Linked DNA regions of Mus musculus: region 1 is linked to region 2. Evidence: chromatin loops called from intact Hi-C (ENCODE). Cell type or tissue: left cerebral cortex. All regions are shown on one strand. Links, peaks and the distances in the headings refer to the core of each region. The heading gives the core; the rest is flanking DNA. Region 1 holds the start of Wdr82 (WD repeat domain containing 82). Region 2 holds the start of Gm33616 (a long non-coding RNA gene).

What was found. A loop is a pair of places that touch in the nucleus more often than their neighbours do. Peaks named below come from ENCODE experiments on the same cell type or tissue, not always from the same donor. Only the 100,000 strongest peaks of a DNase experiment are listed, where the experiment ranks them.
Region 1: a loop joins it to region 2, with 3.0 times the contacts of the local background. A loop is called at or near these places in 11 of 42 quality-filtered maps.

What each region holds. Positions count from the first base shown.
Region 1 is chr9:106,170,900-106,176,275 of GRCm38, reverse strand. Wdr82 (WD repeat domain containing 82) reads right to left here and starts at 5,347. Exons shown (of 9, transcript NM_029896.1): 1 at 4,897-5,347. The coding sequence starts at 5,057. In left cerebral cortex, for the core only: a CTCF peak has its summit at 2,846 (motif pointing right); DNase peaks (open chromatin) are centred at 3,572, 4,495 and 4,842; H3K4me3 peaks cover 3,046 bases; H3K27ac peaks cover 1,777 bases.
Region 2 is chr9:106,418,896-106,424,271 of GRCm38, reverse strand. Gm33616 (a long non-coding RNA gene) reads left to right here and starts at 2,768. Exons shown (of 3, transcript XR_001779299.2): 1 at 2,768-2,986. In left cerebral cortex, for the core only: CTCF peaks have their summits at 2,254 (motif pointing right) and 3,835 (motif pointing left); DNase peaks (open chromatin) are centred at 2,293 and 2,968; H3K4me3 peaks cover 467 bases; H3K27ac peaks cover 1,384 bases.

The DNA.
Region 1 (5,376 bases), core at 150-5,149, 250 kb after region 2:
CTGCCTGCTAAGTCATTATGTGGTTGAGGATGGCTTTGAACTCATGACCCTCCTGCTTGGGCTTCTCTAGTGCTAGAATTATGAGAGTGAGCTACCATACCTGGCTTCAAATATAAACTTTGGGAAGACTATCTACTTGAGAAAAAAGTACACAAACTATCACAAACCAAGAATCACAACAGAGGGATAGGAGAGTACCTCAGAGCCAGTAACCTTTCCTAAGCCATTCACTTAGCAAGCACTTTCTTAAGGCAATGATTTATCACGATTGAAACCAGATGCAACCCTGCTTATGTTTCTAACATAACTTGCTCTAGAAGATGTCTAATTTTCTTACACAGAGTAGAAAGTAGCAGCAAGCCTACCTCTCCAACAAAACTACTGGATGGTTCCTTTTGCTTTTACTTTCATGTAAATGTGTGTGTTTCCAACCCAAAGTTCAAAACAAAACTTCTTCGTGCAAGTCCCTTAAATGCAAATCTTGATCAGATAAATGGGCTCTCAGGAAAATCTACAACCAAACTTCCTGCTGCAGGCTATTTAAAGTAGGCAATTTTTTTTTAACTCAAATATCTCTAGAAAACAATTTAAAGTAATATTTTTTTATTTTTGTTTTACAAGATAAGCTTTCTCTATGTAGATCAGGCTGTCTTCAGGTTTACAGCTATCTGCCTGTATCTGCTCCCTGAGTGCTGGGAGGCGGAGGCAGGCAGCCATGCCCAGCTTTAGAAAACAAAATTGGAACGACAGAGTGCTCCATTTGAACCAGGCCAGAAAATAAGAAAATCTTTTAAAGTGTTTTATACATTTATATTTTAGAAGAATTTTAAGCTAGACATGGTGGCTCACATCTGTAATTCCAGTCAGAACTCTAAAGGCTATGGCAGGAGGACCACTACAAATTCAAGGCTAGTCCCAACTACAGAATGAGACCCTGTGAGACCCTGTCACAAAGTGTCCCTCCCAGGAATATTGTAGTAAAAGATTGACTAGTGTACTACTAGTCACCAAGGGTTTGAATTTATGCAAAAGAATGTTTATCTTCTCAATGTCATATTATTTTGGAACCATATTATTTTGGTCGAGCAATCAGATGATCCAGGCTGCCTACAAGTCAATTTCTGTACTTTCAATTGTTAAGGTCAGAGAGGGTGAGGCCTTCTGCTTCATGAAACCTATTCTGAACAAGAGTTCTTTATTGTACTATACTTTCTATATGCCTGCCGTTTGTGAAATCAAATACCATCAGGTCCAGTCTACTTTCTGAAGCTCTGCTCTGCAGTCAGTACTTAGTAAGTACTTACTGAGTACTAGGTCCAGTCTACTGTCTGAAGCTCTGAGGTTAGTACTAGGTAAGTACTGACTGAGTGAGGCTGAGCATGCTGACTTTGCATCTATCAGTGGTAAAAGCGAATCCTAGTATTTCAGCCCATTTACAGTAGAAGACAGGGCTGGGATATGACTTAGTCACAGAAGGCTTGCTAGCATGCATGGAGCCCTGGACTCTATCTTCAACCCTTCAAGTAAACAGTACACTAAAGCATGTGGTATTAAAAAAAACCTGGGTTCCATTAAGATATGGTCTGTATGTCTTACATCCAAAAAAAAAATCCAAGCAAAACAAAAAAGCATTAACAGATGTGTCTTAATGAAAACTAATTCAGTTTTACTTTGAAAGTAAGAGTCTGACATCAACAATGGATATATTTTTTTATGTGAACTTTCCAAGTATTTTGGCAAGCTTCTTTAAAACTATGATTCTGGAGGCAGATATGAATAAAGAAAATAATAGTAAAGCCAGCTGCTGGTGGTGGGATACATGTGTATAATCCAGCACTTGGGATCAGGAGTTCAAGGCCAACCTTGGACACATAAGAGTTAGCCTGGACTACATGAGACTACTGTCTTAAGGCAAACTAAACATATGTGCGCATGTGCACGTGTGTGTGTGTGTGTGTGTGTGTGTGTGTTCATAGACAGAAAAAATTTGAAATATTTTACCAATCAAAAGCAATACCCCCTATATATTCCTTCAAGTCGAAGGAAGGGATGAGCCACATTCTAACATTTAATGGACAAACAAAACCAAAGCCCTTCACAACCTCTTCCTGGGCAGGTGAGCTGGTTAGATGGAGGCTAAGGGCACTTGCCGCCAAGCTCAATAATCACAGTTCACCCCCTGGGCTCCCAGGAAGGGAGGAAAGCAGCCAATCCTGCACGCTGTCTTCTACCTATACATGCACAGCAAGCTCACACACAGCTAAAACGTACACAGAGAACGTGTGCATGAAAAACTACTTTCAATAAAAAAAAAAAAATCCTTTTAAGCCAAGACTGAGGCCAGAGGATTGCTGTTGGAAGCCAACCAGCACTATAGCTACAGACAAAGTTCCACTGTGGGGTGTAGTATCTTAAAAACAACAAACAAAAATCAGCTGTGTTTTAGCTATTTTCAAATACCCAAATTCTACTACTGGTATTATCTAATAAAGATGTTACTTCCAAAGAAACAGTTATTTTCTTCTACTGTTGGAATTATTGGATTATTCTTCTATACATATATATTTTTACATTTACTGATTTTATGTATATGAGCATTTTGTCTGCTTGCTTGTATATATGGGCACCCTATGCAGGTCTGATGCACATGGAATCCAGAAGAGAACATCAGATCCCCTGCAACTGGAGTTAAATGTAATTGTGAGCCTCCACGTGGGTGCTGCTGATTAACCTAGGTTCTCTGCAAAATTAACATGCGCTCTTAACCACATGTTAGCCATCTCTCTAGCTCCTGGACTTTTTTCCCCCCACAAACTTCTCTCTTTATGAAGACTTCTTTATGTTATTTATAGGAGTACCCTTGTAGCTGACTTCAGACACACCAGAAGAGGGCATTGGATCCCATTATAGATGGTTGTGAGCCACCATGTGGTTGCTGGGAATTGAACTCAGGACCTGTGGAAGAGGTGCTCTTAACAGCTGAGCCATCTCTCAAGAAATCAGAATTAGGGGTCAAATCCCCTGGAACTAGTTACAGATGGTTACAAGGTGTAGGAGTCCACTTGTTCCTCTCTAAGAGCAAGTGCCTGTAGCCATCTCCAGCCCTTACATTTCCTTTTTGGGACAGCTGTTCAAGCTGCCTTGGATTCGCACCCCCAGCTCCCAAGCGCTGAAATTATAGGCACTGCTGGACACGTTCTTTTTTCAAGAAAGTTCTTTGGAGCATTGTAACTTTCTGTAAGTTTGTAATCATGTAAAAAGGTTACATGCCTGAATAAACATTTTTTTCAGTCTTAGTGTTTTATTCCTTTGAATAGGATATGCATTTCCATTACAGATTTGGGGGGGAGATTCTAAGCTATGTATTGCACCAAACATGTCAGACAAACCAATTTCAAATTACTTGTAGTTCCAAACAGAATCAAATAGTCAGACCAGTGTATGATAATAATCAATACACAAATATGAACATCAATTCAAATAACTATTTGTCCAGTTAGTAATTTTCTCTTCCCCAGGATCACCACTGTAGGAAACTCTCCCACATACAGCAAGCTCAAGTCCAACGACAGTTACGTAATACTTTGTTGGAGCTCCAGCGAGGAAACCCATCAAGGACAATATCATATACAGCTCATTCTACAATAGCTTTACTTTAGATAAACTCAGAGACAAGTTCCAAAAGAAAACTATTATTTGAAAAAAATAATAAACAAAGAGAACAGCTGCAAAAAGGAGAGAAAAAGCCAAGGATTCAAAAACAGGTAACTTTAACATAATGTCGAAAACAGTAGCTATTAAACTAAACACCTCCTGCTTAGGAAGGAAGCTGAAGTTGACAAAGGGAATCAAATTTAGCCTAAACTAGTTTCTGCTACAAAAGAGGTCACTGCTTACTTATCGAGGATTTGAACTTCCAGAGATGAGACAGGCAATGTCTTCCTCACACCCAGGCTATGAAAACGGCAAAGATACACAAGTTCTCCAACTAACATAATTTCCATAACCAGTTCCAGAATTCCAAAACTTTGATAACTATAAGCAAACCACAATCTGGCGGTTATTGTTTTTTGTTTTTTAACTGTTTTGAGTCAGGGTCTCTCTGCTATGAAGTCCAGAACTCAGGGTCTGACTGCCTCTATCGCCCAAATGCTGAGATTACTGGCTAAGCGGCCAAACTTGGGTTTTTTTTGTAATGCAAAAGGAAACACTAAATTGTTCCGGAATGCTTTCTTTGTTTTAAAGAGAGCTCACATTCTGACCAGAATGGGGCGGCCAAGTTCTCAGGAGTCTGGCAAAGAAAAGTTTCCAAGAGTCTGTTTAGTAAGTTAACTGTAAGCCTGGGTATTGGTACTGGGAAAGGACAGCAAGCTCACATGGGCACAATCGATAAATCCTGACAGCTTAAAAACTGCATCCCGCGGGGCTTGATTGCAGAAAAGCCGCGCGGGAAGCTGAGGGGTAGGGGGCGGGCACCGTGCCAGGGCTGAATCCAGGTCACTGCTGTGAAGGCAGAGAGCTGGACGCCACTGATGGACAGAACACAGCTCCTGCCGTTCTGCATCGAGCTCAGAGTCCACCCGCACATTCTGACAGTCGCCAGGGGAGTGGAAAGGGCTATCCGTCCGGCTGCAGGGTGCAGGGACATGGCGTTTAAAGGTCAAGGTCAAGGTGGGGTTTGGCAAGCGGGAAAAGCGCGCTCGGAAGAGAGCAAAGACACATGAACTAAGAACCATCATCATCTTAAAGAGGATCTCCTGCAGCACTGCGGGATGGAGGTGGCCCTGGCAAGAGCGCCTGCACCACATGCCTGGGGTTGGGGGTGGGGGCTCAGTCGGGGACCAGCGACAGAGGGAAGGAGAGGGGCACTTGGAACTCGGCCACTATCACACTCACTTGCCCTCCTGGCAGTCATAGAGCACGATGGAGTCATCATCGCTGCTAGAGATGACCGTCTCGCCATTGGGACTAAAGTCAAAGCAGTTGATCTTGTCTGAGTTCTCGCGGAACACCTTGGCGACGCGGAAGCTCCGGAGCACGCTGTCGGTCAGCTTCATGGCGGCGGCGGCTGCTGCTGCTGAAGGCAGCGGCGGCGCAGGGCCGGGGCGGGGCCGAGAGGCGAGCGATCGGGCGGGCTGCTCAGGGCCAACCCCGGCGGTGCGGGCGCCGCGCTGGAGACGAACCGAAGGACGGCTGACAGTGGGGCTGCCGCGTCCTCTTCCTCAGGCGACGCTCTCTCGCCCGGACGACGGGACCTCGCTGACCGTTCTTCTCCGGAGTCAATTCAGGGCCAACCGGCGCTCCGCCGGCTCATTGTGTCCGCCATCTTGAAGGGAGAAGCAAAATCAGAGGGCGAGGAGCTTGTGTCGCGGCGGA
Region 2 (5,376 bases), core at 190-5,189:
ACAAGTTACATCTTGTCACAATGTGTCCACATCTTTGTCATGAAAACTTTCTGTAACAGGTCTGGTGGGCTGGCTCAGCTGTTAAAGAGGGCACCTGCCGCTCTTGCAGAGACCCTGTTCCCAGCACCGACATTACAACCATCAGTAATTCCAGTTCCAGGGAATCCTATGACCTCTCTTGACTCCTGCAGGTACCAGACATGCACATGGCAATTCTGGAGTGCATGGTGTAGGTTAGTGGTAGAGCACTGGCTTAGAACATGCAGGGGCCGCAGAGTTCTATTCCCATTTATAATATATAAATACATCGGTAAATTGTTCTAAGATACCGAAGGAGCTTCAGGCACAGAGACAGCAATGAAGAATACTGCCCTTCCTCCAGGGCCTTCCATTCTCTCTGTGTCTTCTGTGGTTTCCTCTTTTGTTTATTTGTATTTTTTTAAAGATTTATTTATTATTATATCTAAGCACACTGTAGCTGTCTTCAGATGCACCAGAAAAGGGTGTCAGATCTCATTACGGATGGTTGTGAGCCACCATGTGGTTGCTGGGATTTGAACTCAGGACCTTCGGAAGAGCAGTCAGTGCTCTTAACCATCTCTCCAGCCCTCTTGTTTGTATTTTTGAGACAGGGTCTATGTAGCCCCATCTGGCTTTGAACTCAATATTTAGACTAGACTGACCTCAAACTCACAAGAGCTCTGCCTCTGCCTCCCAAGGGCTGAGATTTTAAAGAGCGCGCCATCTTGCTCAGCACTGCCTTTGAGGAAGTGGTTCTCGCCTTGACTCCAGCCTGCGTCAGGTCTTGTCCTTGACAAGAGCCTCTTGCCTTTCTCTGAACTATATAGTCTTCACGCTGAACTCAGCAGCGCAGGGGTCTGTTTGTCTCATCTTTGACGTAAGACAGAGAGGGATTAAAGCAAGGTGCAACAAGTCCAAGACAAACTCGGACTGAACAATCCTCCTCGTGCCGTCTTTCTAAACCATCCAGCCTTCTTTGGCCTTTTCAGATCCACACCTCAATCTAAGTGAGATTCAGAGGAGCCAGCTCAGCAAAGTAACATGTTAGCAGCATGTTTCATAGTACTGTGTGTATGTGGGGACCTGACATAAGGTTGAAGAATTAAATGCACACATTTTAAAAATGCAAGGTCTTTTTTTTGGTTGGGAGATTATTAATGACTGCTTCTATTTCTTTAGGGGATATAGGACTGTTTAGGTCATTAATCTGATCCTGATTTAACTTTGGTACCTGGTATCTGTCTAGAAATTTGTCCATTTCATCCAGGCTTTCCAGTTTTGTTGAGTACAGCCTTTTGTAGAAGGATCTGATGGTGTTTTGGATTTCTTCAGGATCTGTTGTTATGTCTCCCTTTTCATTCCTGATTTTGCTAATTAGGATGCTGTCCCTGTGCCCTCTAGTGAGTCTGGCTAAGGGTTTATCTATCTTGTTGATTTTCTCAAAGAACCAGCTCCTGGTTTGGTTGATTCTTTGAATAGTTCTTTTTGTTTCCTCTTGGTTGATTTCTCCCCTGAGTTTGCTTATTTTCCTGCCATCTACTCCTCTTGAGTGAATTTGCTTCCTTTTGTTCTAGAGCTTTTAGGTGTGCTGTCAAGTACCCCCAGAGCTTGTGTCTCTAGCTGCATATGTAGCAGAAGATGTCCTAGTCCGGCCATCATTGAGAAGAGAGGCCCCTTGGTCTTGCAAACTTTATATGCCCAAGTACAGGGGAAACACCAAGAAGTGGGAGTGGATGGATAGGGATGGGGGGGGGAGGGTATAGGGGGCTTTCAGGATAACATTTGAAATGTAAATGAAGTAAATACCTAATAAAAAATTGGGAAAAAATGCAAGGTCCTCTTTGACTGCATGAAGGATTCCAGGTCACCTTGGGGTAGGAGAGACCCTGACCCCACCCCACTCCCATTGTTTTCAAGCCACTGTCTGCTCACAGATATAGTGAGTGCCCTAATACAAGAGATATGCTAACAGTCATGAAGACTGGAGGCAAACAAAACAACAGGGAATGAAGGGTTAAAAAAATACAGCTCTTAAATTTACTTCCTGCCAAGGGTTTTCAAAGTCTCTCGGGGAAAGATGTGCTGTGTGAAACATTATCCCAGGTTCAGGCTCTGTTAGTTCCAGTAGAAGTGGGAGGTGTAGCCCAGTATATTGCTAGGTCCTAACAGACCACCTTTAGCTCCAAGTTGATTGCCCCTCTAGGACTAAGGTATTCCACGTGGGGAATGTGAGATTGTCCACAAGGGGGCAGTATGGGATCATAGACGAAGTTCAGCTGCAGCGGGCAAGCAGGCCAACTAATGGCAGCTCTGCTCCCTCCCTTGGGAAGATCCCACACCCATCCACCCAGCAGCCAGCAGATTCCCTTCTGACAGACAGATCTGCAGATACAGCCTGAGGACTTTAGGTTGGTTCCGATCACCCTGGACTAACGACTCCTATATCTTTCCCCGGAGAAGAAAAGGCCAATCCCTGGGCAGCGCTGGGCACAGCTCTGGGCCACTTTCAGGTTTCCCAAAGCCAAGTCTTCCAGTGGTTAAAGGGACAGACTTCAATACTTACGTTTAAATTCTGACTTCCACGGGCTAGAAGAGCATTTCCCCTCACTGAACCTCGGTTGGCAGCACCCAACACTGAATGAGCAGGAAGCTGTCCAGCACCCAGGCTAGAGGCTGAGGGTCGGCTCTAGATGTAGCACAGCGGCTGGGGTCAACCTGATGCCCTGGGCACCCACATCACGGCGGGGTAAACAGGGTCCTTCTGGAGAGCTTATGGTCTAGGTACACACTAGGATCCAGGGGTTTGTTTTCCTTGAGGCCATGCAAGAATACCAATGACATCCAGGTGACATAAAAGTCCCTGGCTTCTCTGACCAATGATTTACTTGGAATGTCAGGAGTCTGGAGTAGGGGTGGCTTTTCTGCTCCGACTCTCCTTGCAACCTTCAGCGGGCCCATAAAGGAGGTATGTGTTATGTGTGTCCGGGGGAGGGGGACAGGCTCCCACCAGCTCAAGTCAGGGCTGGGTTGTTGCTCTGGGAAGATGGGCTGGCAGGTGAGAACCAAGCTCGCTCAGAGTTAGAAACTGAGCAGAGGGGAGGGCGGGAGGGGAGGAATGGATGGATGAGGTGAGCTCAGCAAGACAGGGCAAATCCCCGAAGTGGCTCCCCTCTCCCACCTCCAGACACAAAAGGAGGGTAAGGCGACTCTTTTTTTTTTTTTAAAACAAAGAGTGTCAGGACAGGAAGACTGAAGCTCTGAAGCTGCAAGCTGAGAGGGACACCCCTCTCCTTTCCCTCCCCAGCAGCCTCCACTGACCCCAGCAATGCCGTTGCCTTGACAACCACAACCCCCTTCCAGTTCCCCTTTCTCCTGTAACCCCTTCTTGTCTGGATTCCCATCTCATCTTCTCCCCCCCTCCATCCACCTCCCTAGCCCAGGCTAAAGAGGGGCCCCCGGGGGGGGGGTAGGAGAGGGAGGACTCTGTTCACCAAGCAGCCCTGGGGTTAAAGCTTTGACTGCCTCCCTGGACCTCCCCTCCCTGGGGATCATCTGGAAGGCTCTTGGAAGGGGAGAGAGGGCAGGATGATGTGACCTTTCAAAGAATTCCTCTGAATGGATGATGGGACTATCAAGGCCCAAAGACTAAAAGCTTCAACTCTCTGAGCTCCAGCCCTCTTGCCTGAGGCTGTGACTCGGGAGCCTCCCTTGCCAAATTTAGGAAACCGATCCGAAGCAGGGGCCTGAAGATCAACAGCTCAGCAGCTAAGAGCACTGGCTGGTCTTCCAAATGTCCTGAGTTCAATTCCCAGCAACCACATGGTGGCTCACAACACAACCATCTGTAATGGGATCCTATGCCCTCTTCCGGTGTGTCTGAAGAAAGCAATAGCATATATTTTATATGTATATGTATATATACATATATATATATATATATATACACATACACACACACACACACATATATATATATGTGTGTGTGTATATATACATTTAAAAAAAAAACAGGCCTTATAGGTGGGGAAGATGAGACAGGGAAGGAGGTAGTTCTAGAGGCTGATTAGCGGGAGATCTGCAGGGATGCCCCTGAACTCCTCATGTGTCCCCTAAAAAAGGGGATGTGGCAGTGAGCGCTGGGACTCCCATCCCAGCACTGGGTAGGACACTCAACCAACTATCCAGGGAATGCTAAACCTTCCCACTTGCCTCAAGCTGGGGAAATTCTTGTGACACTGTAGGTACAAAGGGACCCTCAGGTGCCACCTGGCAGATTTGTAAGGCTTAAGTCCCAAACTCATGTCTGACTGGCAAAGCACTACTACCATCACCAAGTGGCTGGAGGCTGTGGAACAGGGCACCCAGAGTGGAGAGGTCGGGCAGAGAGGGAGCAGGAGATGGAGAAGAGGCCTGGGAGCCCCCTTGTGAAAAGGCAGGTCTGTGGAGTCAGACAGAGGGAGGAAGGCGTAGCAGGGTGGACAGAACAAAGGCCAGGTGCTCCCTACAGTCCTCCCAGCTGATCCAGACTTCTTCAATCCGTTACTGCATTTTTGAAACTCTAGAAAGCTGGCAGTGTGTGTGTGTGTGTGTGTGTGTGTGTGTGTGTGTGTGTGTGTGTTTCTCTGGGAAGCTTTGCATGGTTATGATCGGACCTTGCTACACTCACTGGGACTTTTTGATTATTCTATAATGCAATTAAGACTGAAGTTCAGGAAAGCGAACTGAACTTTTTCTCCCCCATCAAACTACTCCTGGACACTCTCCTGGGCTTGAACTCTAAGGACAGCTTGAGGAAGGAAGTTGATGCCTTCTCTGTAAATGGCAATCAGGTAGAGCGAGCCAAGGCAGCAGTGGCAGCTGGGAGATGTAGAGTCCTCTCATCCCCAAGATGTCCTCCCCCCCATTCCTGTCATTAGGAAATTCTATGCATTCTCATGCACTCTCACATTGCCAGCATCCTTCTCCAGTAGCAAATATCTGACCCCACTGTGGGGGCTTGTGGTGAGGTCTCAGGATCAACTCATTCCAAGCATCTTCAGGACCCTGACTCAGTGACTTGCTCACACGGGTGCTCTCTAACCCTGGTTAATCCCTGTCCCTTATGCTTGACAGTTACTTTGGCCTCTGCCTCTTGGTAACTCTTCAAGACCAGGAGCTGGCAGCCAGAGTCAGCGCCTTCTCATCCTTTCTGATAGTTCACCCAAAAGACAAAGGGTGACTTGAGCCCTACATGGTGTTATGTACCTGTAACTCCACTGTGCTCAGGAGATACGGAAAGACCAGAAGTCACAGAATCTAGGCTATCAGTACGTTTGATACAGACTGGGCAAAAGAGAAGAGAGAAAAGAAGGAGAG